Linked DNA regions of Mus musculus: region 2 is linked to region 1. A link is a loop called in an ENCODE intact Hi-C map of the cell type or tissue named here. Cell type or tissue: heart. All regions are shown on one strand. Each heading gives the region's core, and the rest is flanking DNA. Links, peaks and the distances in the headings are about the cores only.

Evidence for each region. Hi-C counts contacts between places; a loop is a spot of excess contacts. Peaks named below come from ENCODE experiments on the same cell type or tissue, not always from the same donor. Only the 100,000 strongest peaks of a DNase experiment are listed, where the experiment ranks them.
Region 2: it touches region 1 in a loop (6-fold over the local background); 8 of 42 quality-filtered maps call a loop at or near these places.

The regions. Positions count from the first base shown.
Region 1 is chr1:134,103,253-134,111,243 of GRCm38, reverse strand. It overlaps Chit1 (chitinase 1 (chitotriosidase)), which reads right to left and starts at 2. Exons shown (of 12, transcript NM_001284525.1): 1 at 1-2. It also overlaps the pseudogene Gm8618. In heart, for the core only: a CTCF peak has its summit at 4,277 (motif pointing right); DNase peaks (open chromatin) are centred at 3,183, 4,373 and 5,673; H3K27ac peaks cover 566 bases; H3K27me3 peaks cover 421 bases.
Region 2 is chr1:133,957,832-133,965,822 of GRCm38, reverse strand. No RefSeq gene overlaps it. Among named protein-coding and RNA genes, the nearest start is that of Bmncr, 15 kb to the left of the region's middle. In heart, for the core only: a CTCF peak has its summit at 3,969 (motif pointing left); a DNase peak (open chromatin) is centred at 3,872; H3K4me3 peaks cover 656 bases; H3K27ac peaks cover 1,119 bases.

The sequences.
Region 1 (7,991 bases), core at 1,782-6,781:
CTGACATCCTCCGGCCTCTAGGGGGATCTTAAAGGCCACCACTACAGTGACTCACTTCTTCCTACAAGGTCACACCTTCTAGTAATGCCACTCCCTGGGCCAATCCACACTACCACAGTTTGGCTTTGTTTTTATGAGACAAGGGTTCTCTGTGTAACCTTGGTTATTCTCAAACTCTAGCTGAAGACCTGAACTCACAGAGATCTGCCTACCTCTGCTTCCTGAGTGCTGGGATTAAAGAAAAGCCTGTGTCACCACCACCACCCAGCTTTTTTTTTTTTTCCAATTTATTTATTTTTATTTTGTGAGCATTGGTTTTTTGGTCTGCCTGCCTGTCTGAAGATGTCAGATCCTCTGGAACTGGAGTTACAGACAATTGTGAGCTGACATGTGGGCGCTGGGAATTGAACCCAGATCCTCTGGAAGAACAAACATTGCCCGTAACCACTGAGCTAACTCTCCAGCCCCTAACTGCTGCTATTTTTTTTTTAAAGCTTGCTACAAGCCATATGTTGCTACGTCCTGAGTATGCCACCCCATCCAGCTCACGGTTACCATATCTCTTGACTACAGCAAGAGGCCAGGCAGGGTAGCTGACAGGCAGGGCAGCTGACTGACATCATCTAGGCGTGAGTAGGCACACACTATTGTTTGCTCAATAGGAGAAGCACCCAATGGCACAATGATTTCCATCCTTAAGCAGAGATGGCTGTAATGTTTCTCATGCAATAGCTGATGAAGGTACAGAGGAACACAGAGGGACTCAAACCCACATACTATGGTAGGGGAGTGTGGGCATAAGAACCCTCAGACTCAAATCCCCAACACACACACACACACACACACACACACACACACACACACACACACACAGAGCAGCTAGGTAGTTTTAGACTTGTCCTTGACTTCATAGTCATATGGCCAACCGTGTGTGTGGGGGGTGGTGAATCTCAAAGAAACAAACTAAAAAGAAGAAACTGCCCTGATACATTCATTTGCTGCTAATTGGACAAACCCAGTCACATGACCATACCTAAGTGGATGGAAGTCTGGGAAATGTAGTCCTCCAGGGTTTTGTGTGTGTGTGTGTGTGTGTGTGTGTGTGTGTGTGTGTGTGTGGTGGGGAATACTGGAAGATGTATGTATCTTACCATGAGAAGACTGTTAACTGGAGCCTCAGAAGCACAGTACGTACAGTACGTAGTGGAGTCTGGAACATACATACACAACACCCACCTCCACCCACCCACCCACCCTCACTCACCCCCAGCCCCTCTTCTTCCAAACCCAGATAGTCTGGGATGTGCGATGACTTCTCTTGAGCCACCATGACCATTCCCATCGTCATACTCTTACTTTTAACCCCACCAGACTCCCAGAATCAGCTAGAAACTTTTTTTTTTCAGAATATGAAAATTTATTCCTATGTTTCCATTGTCAAATTTTATGATCTTGGCCGTTCTTTCTTGCCTTTGTATAGAGCCAACAGAGAAACATTGGCTACTTTAACCACCTTAAAGCGGACTCCAGGAACATCACCTACAGCATGACCTTTTCGACCAAATCCAGCAACCGGAACTTCATCATTTTCCTCAATGAAGTTCAGGCAGCCATCATTGGGCACGAACGCTGTGATCTTCTTGCCGTTTTTAATGAGCTGCACCCTGACGCGCTTCCTGATGGCAGAATTTGGCTGTTTGACCTCAACCCCTACTTTTTCCAGCACAATTCCCTTTGCATGAGAGGCGCCCCCAAACGGATTGGCCTTCAGGGCTGTGCCCAAGTGGGCTTTCTTGTACTGTCTATCATGCCACTTCTGGTCCTGTCGGTGACTGCGGAGCTTCCGGGCAGTTCGGAGACCACGACACTTGCCCATCTTGCGGGCGCCACGGGCCTAAGAGAAAGCTTTTTTGTTTTTTGTTTTTGTTTGTTTGTTTGTTTTTTTCTAGACAGGGTTTCTCTGTGTAGCCCTGGCTGTCCTGGAACTCACATTGTAGACCAGGCTGGCCTCCAACTCAGAAATCTGCCTGCCTCTGCCTCCCAAGTGCTGGGATTAAAGGTGTGTGCCACCACGCCCGGCTCTAGAAACTTCTTATGAGGGCTGATTGGGAATCTAGAGAACAGATACCCTCCACCCCTTATAAGGACCTGTAACTAAGTCTACTTAACAGATCCTGAGGCAGGCTACCCTGGTGAATCCACTGTGCTGAGATGCTCTCAGAAGGGTCTCAGGCATCTGAAAGCCAGCCAGGGGCAGAAGCCGAGAGTGGAGTATATTGTGCACTCTCGGCTCAGAGCCGGCTCTTGGTGGGCATCAGAGTCTCACATGCGTCTATTAAAGATTTCCAGAGGCAGACATCAACCTTTGGCCAGACAATCCTTGTTCACAAGTTTAGAGTAGAGCCCAGAAATCTTTCTTAGGTCATATCTTCTTCAACATTTATTTGAAGTTGTACATTTTTCTGGTTTACTTCCAAAGGGAGCCCCTCCCCCTCTCTGATAAAATTAAGACTCTGGCAAAATATCCTGTTTATCCTTTATGGACCCTGGTTTTTGACATAGTACTCACATTCCTCCATGTCACTGTGCTGATGCATTCGGTTTCTATACAACGCTAGGCCGTAAGGACTATTTTCCTGACTGACAATATGTCGGGAAACAGAGGTTCAGAGATGGAGCTCTGGCTGCCCAAAATAACACTGATCTGCTGAAGTGGGACCCGGGTCCCAGGCAATGGCTTCAGATCCTTGTCCTGTAATCACTGGGCTGCATCTTCCCCGGGTTCCCTGGGTGTCAGGTTGATCTATTCTAGGGTGGCTCTTGACTATACGAGAGAACCAAGGAGGAAAGGTGACCAAAAGAAACCCTCTCCTAGGTGACAACAGGAGCCTTGAGGATTGCGTGTCACTCACTCCAGCAGACACACAGCCTACAAAGGTCCCTGGAGAGGTAATATGACGTCCCAACTTGGAGCCCATGCTGCAGGTAGCCAGGACTAGATAGGAGTGGGGAGAGCCAGCCCCTAACTCAGTCAAAGCACTTACTGATGATGAAGGTCCAGCGAGCAGAGACCAAACAGCCAGTCCCATGAAAAGCAGCACGTGTGCTCTGTCCCGACTGTGTGAGACACGAGCGGCCTCATGGCCCTGGGCATGCTGAGCACAGAGGGAAGGTGCCCAGGAGTCCCCTGGTAAAGACAGGCCTGGCCCACGCTCTCTGAGGAGATTCTACGTGACCTCCAGCCATGCCCTGGGTATGTGATATGCACTTCAGTGCTCCCTGGTCATCTGGGGTGCCCCCCAACCCCACTGCCCTTGGATGGAAGCTTCTTCATGGGAGAGATGTCACAACCTCTTGTCCCAGACTTAAGTACCCCCTACAGGCCCTTGGTCTGTTAGGGGCTTTTTCTGTGGATTCCTGTCTCCACCCACCTCATGAGTAGTCAGTCAGCAATGATCGATGTCTGCTCACCTCAGCTGTTCCTGGCAGAATGGGATTGGAATAGGGAAATGGTTCAGAGCTGGCCGGGATGGGGTGGAATTAAGAAGGGAGTTGGTGCAAGTGAGATGGTTTAGTAGATAAAGATGCCTAAGGTAACCTGATGACGAGTTTGATACTTGGGGCCCACATGGCAGAAAGGACTTTGGGACCCGCACGACGGAAGTAGAGAACCAAAGTTTTCTCTGACCCCTCGCCCTTCCACTGTGTTATGTTTATGTGAGCGCACACATACAAACACGTACACTGTAAATAAACTAAAATGAAAAGTGCCGGGGAGTAGGGCTATGGTTCGGTGAGTAACCTGAACTTGAAGGCATTTGCTTACCAAGCCTGAAAACTTGAGATGAATTCCCAGGGTCCATGGTGAGAAGAGAGAATTGGCTCCAAGTGTTGTCTTCTGGTCCTCACAGATATGTGCAAACAAATAAATAATAGTGGTGTTGGTGGTGGTAGTGGTGGAGGTGATGATGATGGTGATGGTGATGGTGATGATGATAACTTTTAAATGAAAAGAGGAGTGTTGGCTGATAGGGCAAGATCTGGAAGGAGGCTGACACATGAGCTGCCTGTAACTCTCTGTGAGCACTTTGAACACCAGCATCTCTTTCATACAGCAGAGAGAGGACGCCTAACTTTGGAAGGATGGGCAGAACTCACTGTTGCCTCCTAAAATAAAAAGAAAGAGATCACTGGGCGCCTACATCCTTCATCTTCTCCATAGAGTGAGACTTTTCCCAGCTTTTAATGGGCCCATCTTGGGGTATGTTCTCAAAGTGACCAGCAGGGGGAGGAAGACCTCCATTTTGGTCCCAAGCGGCACTTGATGGGGAGGGACCTGTCTGAATAGGTACGCTCCAGGCCAGGTGTGACTCAGCCCAGAAAAGGAACCTGTCGTTCCAAGAAGTCTGAACTGAGCCTGGATGTTTATTTATAAAGACAATCACTATTTCCCACTCTGACTTCCTCTGAGAGTGTTTGTGATTGGGAGTCTCTCTCTCTCTCTCTCTCTCTCTCTCTCTCTCTCTGTGTGTGTGTGTGTGTGTGTGTGTGTGTGTGTGTGTGTGTGCATGTATAACCCTGTCTGTGTGCAGGGGAGTCAGCCTAAATCCTGGACTCTGGCTGTGACCACCAGGATGATCCCAAATCTTGGAGAAGGGAACTGTGGAGTCAGGGCCAGGTCCCCTTCTGCAGAGACAGAGAACATGTGCGCAGATACCTTCTGCAGGAGAGGGATCTATGAATGATTCCCATGAGGGACATTCATCTAGGATGGGCATAATCTGAGAGGCAGGCAAGAAAGGTTGACCAGGCCCCTCTCCACTGCTTTTTTGCCCCTCCTGAACCCATCCCCTCTCCCTGGACACTGACGGAAGGGTCATCTTGAATTCCTCTTCAAAATGGGGCATGGGCAGGAACCTATAGAACAAGAGGTCATTGAACCATAACCCTGTGGAAGAAAAGCCCTGGAGGAAGTCCTGACCAGGGTCAGGTGTTGGAGAGGATCAGTCCAGTGGCCTCCAGAGGAGGTGATGTAACCCAGACCTTCACCCTTTACCCTGTGTCCAAGCAGGTGACAGGAGATGGCTACACTATTACTCCTGTCCTTCAGGGTCTGGTGGCTCACATGGTAGGCCTGATAATTCAGGGCTTTACAGTTTGCCATAATTTTGAACATAAACTGATTTTGCAAGGAAGAGCAGAAAGGTGAGCTCAGAGAAACTTGTGTAAACAACCAGTGCACTGCCCACACCTGTAGATTTAAATTCTCAGGTCGAGCCTAAACTAGTTCCTTAAGTGGCCTCTGCCCCTCCCTCTGCTGTCCCAACTTCCTGAGGAACAGCAGGTCGGGTCTTGGCTTAATAACTCTGTAGCTTGTTTTGTTTCCACCTTCAGATTACACTACCTGGCTAACATCTACAGGCTTGGCTCTCAGGCAACCACATATGCAGGAGACAGGTGTACAACAGACTGCTACTGTAATCCCGTGTGGTGAGTGTGCAAATATGTCTAAAAGGCTGGTGTAGGGAGAGTGTATAAGTGTGTGCACACAGGCTGGGTGCTGGGGATGAAACCCTGAGACTACACCCTGTCCTACATCATAGCCTGGGGTGCTGGGCATTTGTCAGCTTAGGGCATCCATTCTTCCCAGGGAGGCCCAGCAAGGCAGAGGGAAGGGCTTCCAGGAGGGTCACTTCACACATGAGAGGTGTGTGATGTGTGTGGGAGATCGGGGAAAGGTGCCTTAACTCTGCCGCATCTAAGTCCTCAGCACTGCGCACACAGCAGCTGCTCAAGCCCCCACCTTCTTTCCCTGATTGATGGAGACATCAGTCACTAAACACTTCAGACACCTTGACAGAACAAAAGAGAGGATATGCGTTGAACAGCCCTGAGAGCACAGTGTCCAAATCATCGTGGCTCTCATCGTTGGCAGGTACTAGGTGGTTTCCATGTCCCCAGATGGCAGGTTTACAGTCACTGTCTCCAAGCAGATCCTGGTCAATGCTAGTCCCTGCCGCAGACCACTTCTGCTTTCCTGAGTGCTCCTCTCCTCTCCTCTCCTCTCCTCTCCTCTCCTCTCCTCTCCTCTCCTCTCCTCTCCTCTCCTCTCCTCTCCTCTCCCCACGATGAAGCGCCCACTGGGCACAGTGTCCTCAGAGGATGTCAAAGGCGTGGAGAAGATCTGAAGATGCCTCTCAGCCTTCACCACACACCTTTCCTGATGTGCTGTCATCCAAGAAGATAGGCTTCCAAAGCCAGTGCCTGCGACAGCACCCTACTGTGTGTGACCTTGGTGCACTCTAGGACTGTGAGTTCTGAGTTCCAAATCTGTTGGCTGCAGCTCTCTAGCCATGCAGTTGCAGAGACAATTGCGGGAGAAATGGCAAGCCTCACCATGTTGCTCAGGCTAGCCTCCAACCCCAGGGCTTAAGCCATTCTCTTACCTTAGCCTGACAAGTAGCTGGGCATGCCATAGCCATAGCAAGAGAGGATTACAGCGCAAGCATGAGGCATGCCTGTGCCTGGGAGGCAGCATGTATGCACATGTACACAGACACATATTTGTAATTAAATGGTGATTATGATGGTGTGTGTGTGTGTGTGTGTGTGTGTGTGTGTGTGTGTGTGCATGCAGGTCTTCCAGTGTCAAACTGAGTTTATGGAGGTCAGAGAACAACCTATAGAAATCAGCTGGGATTGAATGCAAGCCATGAGGCTTGCAATACACAACTTGACCTGCTGAACCATTTCACCAGTCACCACCACTCCTCAGTGTAAAAAGAAAAATTCAATGTCTTTGTGTCTGTCTGTCTCTTTCCTTCCACTACTAGGATTCAAAGGATAAAGGTTCATGGAATCAGACATGGTAAAGTCACCCTGCCCTCCTTCTCTATCTCTACCCAGAATGGACCTGGGACCACTGGCTAGGGTTCCCCTCCCAACCCACTGTGGAGTCAGCTTATCCTTAACAGGCTCTTAAAGTGAAATGTTTGCTTGGATGTCCTAAGTGGGCCCAGGATATGACAATTACATTCCTGCCCGCCTCCCCCATAGCCTTCTGGGTAATGCTATTGCTGCTGCGACAAAGGCAGCTCAGGAGCCAAGAGGCAGAGGCAGAGGCAGAGGCAGAGCCAGAGCCAGAGCCAGAGCCAGAGTCAATGCCCTCAGGGTGCAGAGACTCCAGCCAAAGCCTGTCTGAATGTATTTATAGACCATCACACACATGCACACAAGCTGGGGGAGAGCACTGTGTATTTCCTGGAAGCATGCGCTCACTCTCTCTGTTATAGAAGATCTTCTGGGAAGGGCATTGTCTACAGGGAAAGGGGCCTCTCTGCCCTCGTGTCTGCCCTCCACGGAAGGAGAGTTCTTTGGGAAACTCAGGCCTGACACCTCACACTCTCCCATCCCCACCCCATTGTACCTTCAGAACCTGTAGTGGCTCCCTGGCCTCTGACTGCTGGCTCCAGGCCTGCCCATGTTCTTTCCAACCCAAATGCTGGGTTCACCCCTCTGAGTGGCTGGGCCATCCAGGGATGTTTGCCCAAATCTTATCTTGTGCAAAGCCTACTCCATCTCCACTTGGTACATCCTTCCAAATGTCTTCTCTCTCCTCCCCACCGTGGGCATGTGGCCTGTCTCTTCATCATCTCTAAGGCCCCATCTGTTTACCTAATATTATTTTTCATTACCTGGATCTCCTTCTCCAAACCATGCTTTTCAGGGTCAAAAACTGGACCTTACTCGTCTTGTGCTCCTACCTATGTACAGCCCAGTGACACAGAGCTGTTGTGCACAGGAGCAGGTGTGTGTGTGTGTGTGTGTGTGTGTGTGTGTGTGTGTTGGGGGGGGGGTACTCCAGGCTGTTCTCAGCAGAAGATTTGGCTTAAGCCAGGCCTAGTTATGGAATTTGCTAGCTAAGTGATTTTTCTCAAGCTCTCCAAAATGTGAGTTTTCCAATGTGCAAAGTGGGACATCAAAGTGACCCT
Region 2 (7,991 bases), core at 997-5,996, 140 kb after region 1:
TCTTCTTGCTGTCCCCCAGCTTGTCAGGGCTAGAACATCGATGAAGTCAGTCTGAAAGTGGTGGGCACAGCCATAGGTGGTCCAGACTAAAGTAAATCAGCAATGCTTCCCTGTGGCCTGCCTCCCTTCCTCTCCTGACTCTCCAGTCCCCTTTCATGCCTTCCCACCTCCAGGAAGCAGAAAGGGAAAAGTCTGGGAGGAACGGTTGCCAGCCAGCACATCACTGGAAACAACAACAAAGTCCCCTTCTGATTTATGACATCCCCTCCAAGCCAGGAGTTTGGGGATTAAATGAAATCTTTGAGCCTTTCTTGTGGTAGCTCCGCACCGAGTTTGTCTGCCAGGCAGGCTGCCTCTGCCTGCCCTGGAATTTTTCAAGTCCACGCTAGCCCAGCTCTGGGAGGGGGTGGAGGGGATTGGACAAGCAGAGCTGGAAGCACCCATCCCTCTCACAGAGAGGTCTGAGGGTCTGCTGGGCACGTGTTAGAGGGACTGGGAATGGGAACTCCTCTGCATCACCTTGTTCCCCTAGCAGGGCTGGGTCTGACAGCCAGCAGAAGGCAGACCCAGCCCTGCAGAGACTGCTGCAGGAGCTGAGGCTGCCCCTCAGAAGGCCTGAGGGAAAGGCTAAGTAATGTCCAAGAAAGATCAGCATGGTGTAGTAAGGGAACACTGAGCCCTAAAGACCAAGACAGCACAGCAGGTTTGGATGGACAGGCGATGTTATGTGACTTTGAACAAATAATTTGTCTCCTGGTCTTAGTTTCTCAGCTTAAGTGAGGGCTCGGGCCAGGGTTCCTCACACTGCTTCCATCTGTAAACGTGGTTTTTAATCAGAATCTGCCTCCTGGTTGCTTTGTAGCCTCACTTCCTGCTTGGTGCTCTGGATCTGGTGTAATCTCCAGGTGTGACACATCTGCTCCTGTAGCCCACCCACTCGTGAGGCCAGAGACTGGAAGTGCTGCTTGACACCAGCCTTTCACCAAGTCTAACCAGTGAGTAATCCACTAATGAACTAAAGAAAGGATTTCTTACTAAACTTACCGTATACCTGGCATGGTGTTTAACTGGCAATGCAGTTACACAAAGAAACTCAGGCTTCACCACCATTCAAGAAGCTCACAGGAGCTTACAAAGGAGGCTTCCAAATATAACCGGAAGTCATCAGAGCTCTACTGGGGCATGGAAGCACTTGGGAGTCGAGCCCTCTTCAGCCTGCCTCTTCCAGTTAGAGAGCTGGAAGAACAATTTGTGTGAGTGGAGACTGAGGTAGTTTAGGACTGTGTAGAGTCTTCTCCCTTTGGATTCTTGCTGCTTTCTCTCTGTTGAAGTTTCAAGCAGCCATTTCTGTTGTGTGGTCACTTTAAGAACAATGGCTTATGCTGTAAGATCAAGAATTGACAGCCGGGCGTGGTGCCATACGCCTTTAATCCCAGCACTTGGGAGGCAGAGGCAGGCGGATTTCTGAGTTCGAGACCAGCCTGGTCTACAGACTGAGTTCCAGGACAGCCAGGGCTACACAGAGAAACCCTGTCTCGAGATCCCCCCCCCCCCCGCCAAAAAAAAAAAAAGAACTGACAAATGGGACCTCGTAAAATTGCAAAGTTTCTATAAGGCAAAGGACATTGTCAATAAAACAAAAAGGCAACCAACAGATAGGGAAAAGATCTTTACCAATCCTAAATCCGATAAAAGGCTAATATTCAATATATACAAAGAACTCAAGAAGTTAGACTCCAGAGAAACAAATAACCCTATTAAAAATGGGGTACAGAGCTAAACAAAGACTTCTCAATTGAGGAATACTGAATGGCTTAGAAGCACCTAAAAAACGTTCAACATCCTTACATCAGGGCAATGCAAATCAAAACAACCCTGAGATTCCATCTCACACCAGTCAGAATGGCTAGGATCAAAAACTCAGGTGACAGCAGATGCTGGCGAGAATATGGAGAAAGAGAAACACTCATCCATTGCTGGTGGGATTGCAAGCTTGTACAACCACTCTGGAAATCAGTTTGGCTGTTCAATTTTCTGAGGATCCAGCAATTCCACTCCTGGGCATATAGCCAGAAAATGCTCCAACTTGTAATAAGGACACATGCTTCACTATGTTCATAGCAGCCTTATTTATAATAGCCAGAAGCTGGAAAGAACCCAGATGTCCTTCAACAGGGGAATGGATACAGAAAATGTGGTACATTTATACAATGGAGTACTACTCAGCTATTAAAAACAATGAATTTAGCTGGGCAGTGGTGGCACACGCCTTTAATCCCAACACTTGGGAGGCAGAGGCAGGTGGATTTCTGAGTTTGAGGCTAACCTGGTCTACAGAGTGAGTTCCAGGGCAGCCAGGGCTACACAGAGAAACCCTGTCTTGAAAAAAAAAAAGGAAAAAACAACGAATTTATGAAATTCTTAGGCAAGTGGATGGATCTGGAGGATATCACCCTGAGTGAGATAACCCAATCACAAAAGAACACACATGATATGTACTCACTGATAAGTGTATAGTAGACCAGAAGCTGGGAATACCCAAGATAAAATTTGCAAAACACCTGAAACTCAAGAAGAAGGAAGACCAAAGTGTGAATACTTCGATCTTTCTTAGTAGGGAGAAACAAAATACCTATGGAAGGAGTTACAGAGACAAAGTGTGGAGCAGAGACTAAAGGAACGACCATCCAGAAACTGCCCCATCTGGGGATCTATCCCATATACAACTACTAAACCAAGAAATTATTGTGGATGCCAACAAGAGCTTGCTGACAGGAGCCTGATATAGCTGTCTCCTGAGAGGCTCTGCCAGTGTCTGGCAACTACAGAGGTGGATGCTCGCAGCCATCCACTGGACTGAGCACAGGGTCCCTAATGGAGGAGCTAGAGAAAGGAGCCACGGAGCTGAAGGAGTTTGCAGCCCCATATGAGGAACAACAATATGAACTAACCAGTTCCCCCAGAGCTCCCTGGGACTAAACCACCAACCAAAGAAAACACATGGTGGGACTCATGGCTCTAGCTGTATATGTAGCAGAGCATGGCCTAGTCGGTCATCAATGGAACGGGATGCCCTTGGTCCTGTGAAGCTTCTATGCCCCAGTATAGGAGAATGCCAGGGCCAGAAAGGGGGAGTGGGTGGGTTGGTGAGCAGGGGAAGTGGGGAGGGGGGATGGGATACCAGGAAAGGGGATAACATTTGAAATGTAAATAAAGAAAATATCTTAAAAAAAAAAGAGCGGAGAAGTTCTTTGATCAGGTAGGATCTAGGCATGTGTGTGAGCCTTCTACCTTTCCTCCAAGAAGTCTTCTTGGACAGCCTCATTTCATTCACTCAAGCATTCATTCATTCAACAAATACTGAGCTTCTCTCCCTCATCATAGGACCAGTGAGGCAGCAGGCACTGGATGTGATTTAGCAGGTGATGCCCCGAATCCTGCAGCCAATGGGCTCCAGTGGCACAGACCCTCAGTAGCATCTCTTCTGAGTCCCTTGATGCACCCACCTGCTCAGGCTCTGAAGTGTGCACCTTGTGGGTCCATGGCCCCATAGGCAGACATCAGGGCTCCTTCAGTGTCACTTTCTGGGTGGCTGCCACAGTGCTGGGCACTTGTAAGTACTCAGTGAATGTCTAGATATGTGTGGCTTCCCAAGAGCGTCGAGTTAAGCAGGAAGTTCCCCAGCTTTTCCCAGTCCCAGCACAGCCTTCCACCAAGGAGGGATGCAGAAACCGAACAGAGACCTTTGGAATGAAGAGGACAGGAAAGGCCTGGGCTGGCTGCCAGCCCCGGATGCCTCTGGACAAGCAGGGGTCCTCGGTCCTCTGTGTTCTGGAATGTGAGAGGCGCTTGCCAGGGAATCTTAAAAACAAAGTGACTCCTCCCCAAACCTTTGCTCCTCACCCTGGACAGAGCCACGCTGGCAGAGCCGGTTGGACCTTCCTCACAGTGCACGGGTGCCCCTTGGTGGACAAAAAGCCGGCCCCGCTCATGATTCCTGAGGACTGGTGAGCCATTAAAAAGGAGGATTCTGAAGCCATTGTCCCCACAGCCTATCAGCGGACCCTCCATGGCATGAGTCTAAGTCCGCACCAGAGCACTTTCTCTGACGTGTGGCTGGAGCCACGGGCCTGGATTCTTGGCTGACCGCACAGTACGCTTACTGTCAGTGTCGGCTGACCTCACATCAGGCCAGCCTGAGCCTCCGTGTCACTCCCCTCCAAATTAAGAACTGTGACACAATGCATTTGAGGCAGCTGTTTTTTAATCAGATGAGGTCTGGGCATGTATATGATCCTTCCCCTCTGGCAGGGACTGTGCCAAGCTATCTGCCATACCTGAAGGTCCCAGACTCTGTCAACCGCCCTGGGCAGGCAAGAAGGGCAGAATGAGGGCAGCAAAGCTTTTCAGCTTGTGTCATGGGGATAAGATAGAAGGTTAGAGGAGGCAGGACCCTGGGGTGCTGTAGAACTTGGGAGCACCCACTGTTCTTTTTTCTTTCTTTCTTTCTTTCTTTCTTTCTTTCTTTCTTTCTTTCTTTCTTTCTTTCTTTCTTTCTTCCTTCCTTCCTTCCTTCCTTCCTTCCTTCCTTTCTTTCTTTCTTTCTTTCTTTCTTTCTTTCTTTCTTTCTTTCTTATTTCACAGCAAATAACAGGCTATGTGTGAGGCTTCTGACTACCCCACCCCCACCCCCATACCCCATAGAAAGTCCTGTCCCTGTGACTGATCCTGGGCTCTTGGCTGGCTCCTCCCTTCTTAAAAGGCAAGCCTCCTGGGGAACACTGTCAAGCTCCCCTGCTCAGAGTTGAGCCAAAGGTAGAAATGGATGTTCAGGGGCCATAGGCAGCCACAGAGGCAGGAATTGGGCATGGAAAAGGTCAGGTGGCCAGAGACGCGAGGCTGGAGTAGGGGTAGTTGGAGGGATGGCAGCATGAGGAGCTGTCTACTCCTGGGACAGTGAGGGTACTAGCATTCCCGGGGTGCTGTGAGGTGGTGTTGTGCAGGCTTTCCCACCTTATTTCCTTAAGCCTTTATTACAGTGGGGACCGTACCTTCTGTGTTTTGTTTGGTTAAGATTTATTTATTATTATTTGTTTGTATGTGTGTGTATCTGTGTGTGTATGTGTGTGTGTGTGTGTGTGTGTGTGTGTGTATCTGTGTGTGTGTGAGTGTGTGGTGTGTAAATGTCCAAGGGGCATGCATGCCCTGGAGCTGGAATTACAAATGGCTGTTAGCTGCCTGGTGTGGGTGCTACCAACCAAACCCAGCTCCTCTGGGAGAGCAAGTGTTTGTAACCACTGAGCCATCTCTGTAGTGGGACCCTGTCCTGCTCAATAGCAAACGGAGCCAACGTAAGGGAGTCTAAGCACCTTGATTTAAGCACCACGGCAAAGCGGTGGTGTGTGCATTTGAACTCAGGTCTGCCCATCAGATTCCACTTGGTTCCTTAACCCTCAACCAGCAGTTCATCTAAGAGTAACGAGGCTGAAGCCGTGGAGACATGGAACTTGAGGTCCAGATGTCTGGAAGCTTAGGGTTGAACTAGGCCTACCCGCCTCTAATAGAAGTTAGATTTCAGTTAGAATACTGCCATGTCTTAATTAGACAGTCAATTGATTTTGAGGGGAAGTTAAGGAACCAACAACCCCCGCCCCCTTACTCTTGTCTCTCTTCTTCCATCCTTCCCTCCTTCCCTCTGACATGATTCATGGAGCGACAACAACTTGTATGAAAAGGTGTTAAGTCTAAAACACAAACACGCTTAGGAGCCTGCAGCCCCCATTCTTGGAACTCACGATCCCTTGAGAAGCTCCAGGGAGCAGACGCAGCTGTTCACACCCCCCTCTCTCCATACAGTTTTCCCTCCCTGCCTTACTTCTGCACCCAGGCCCTGTCAGGCACAGTAAGCTCCCATTTCTCCTTGAAGCCTCAGCGGCCTTAACTTGGAGACAGAAGGCCCAGTTCCTCCCTTCCCAGAGCCACCCTTGGGTCTGGCTGTAGGAGAGGCGGTGGTGAGCCTTGAACAAACAGGAATTGACATGTCTGAGCCTGTGGGCTCTACATCTGGACACAGCTGGACCTGGGGCAGCCCAAATTCTCCAGGTCATAGGTTACACCAAACTGACTTCCAGTCCTGGAACAAACGAACAGTTCCTTGGCTGCCGGCCTTTCTTTCTCATAGTTGCTGCTGGCCCAGCTAACCTCAGAGCCACCACACCCCATTCCTTCCATGCATCAGCACCAAAGCAATGCTGAGGGCTTAGGGCCAGTACCCAAGTCCAGTCCTAAAGCAGCCAGCCGGCTGCATCTCCCTTCCCATTGATTTCTCTATATACTGTATCGGGTCATTTCCCCATCCGTTCCAACCATACTCCCCTTCTCTTTCTTCTCTCCCTTTCTTTCTTGTTCTGGAGAGATGAGAAGGAAATGCATTGACAGGAGAGCCTAGGCAGGAGAGAAGATGGACACACTAAAAGGAATGATGTCCACCTCATGATAGCTGTCGCTCCAGTGAGCCCTTCCTCCAAAGCTTCCATGGAACTATTTCAAGGTGAACAGATCATACCTTCTAGATTATTCTGGTTAGCCCTGCTTCCAAACACTTTGTTCCACTGCCAAGCTGCAGTGGACTATGAGTAAACTGTCCTAATTTTGAGTTAGGAAATAAGGCTACATATCTCTTCCTCTTGACGAAGCTGGTATATTCAAACTGCATTACATATGTGTCATTCTGTACACATAGCAGGAACGCACATGGACGAACGGACACACACACACACACCAAACTAATAGATAGTACAGTGTCGTTAACTGCATTAGGGTCCACTCTGGACCTCTAAACATCATAGGTTTCTGCAGGTCCCTATCTGCTCCATATCTGCTGCCGTCTCAGTCTCAGCCTCATGAATAACTCTGTATCAGTAGCTAATGCAGCATAACAAATCGTGTCACCGACACTGAGAGAAAACTGCAATCATCATTTTTATTTGTTATTTCTATTGTGTGGCTGGGTGTGGCCTCTGGGTCTTGAGGTTGTACTTTAAAATGTCTCTGGGCTTGGGATGTAGCTCAATGGTAGGAAGCGCGCCTACCTGCGTGAAGGTGGAGGCAGGAGGAAGGGAAGGAGGGCCACAGTGTCTGACGGTGCGAGTGGGGCTGGGGCTGGCCGGCTCGGTTGGCAATTTGACCATGGGAGAAAGCCTCAGACCCTCTTCAGGAGGGTAAGGACCTTCTTGCAACATGGTGGCTGGGTACCAAAGCATTCAGACAGAGAAAGCCTGGGAAGGCTGGATGTTTTTTATGATCTGAAATATAGATGTCACCCTGTACCACTTCTGCTGTGCTCCCAGTGGGTGGAGCAAGCCCAGGCCTCACCAGTGAAAAGGAAAGAGAGTGTAAATCATGCCCCTCCATGGTAGGAGACTCTCATGGTGCTAAGACATGGGATCAAAATAAAGGTGTGGGGCTGGAGAGATGGCTCAGTGGTTAAGAGCACTGACTGCTCTTCCAAAGGTCCTGAGTTCAATTCCTGGCAACCACATGGTGGCTCACAACCATCTTGTCTTAGTCAGGGTTTCTATTCCTGCACAAACATCATAACCAAGAAGCAAGTTGGGGAGGAAAGGGTTTATTTGGCTTACACTTCCATGCTGCTGTTCATCACCAAAGGAAGTCAGGACTGGAACTCAAGCAGGTCAGGGAACAGGAGCTGATGCAGAGGTCATGGAGGAATGTTCTTTACTGACTTGCCTCCCCTGGCTTGCTCAGCCTGCTCTCTTATAGAACCCAAGACTACCAGCCCAGAGATGGTCCCACCCACAAGGGGCCTTTCCCCCTTGATCACTAATTGAGAAAATGCCTTAGAATTGGATCTCATGGAGGCATTTCCTCAACTGAAGCTCCTTTCTCTGTGATAACTCCAGCTGTGTCAAGTTGACACAAAACTAGCCAGTACACATCTGTAATGGGATCTGATGCCCTCTTCTGGTGTG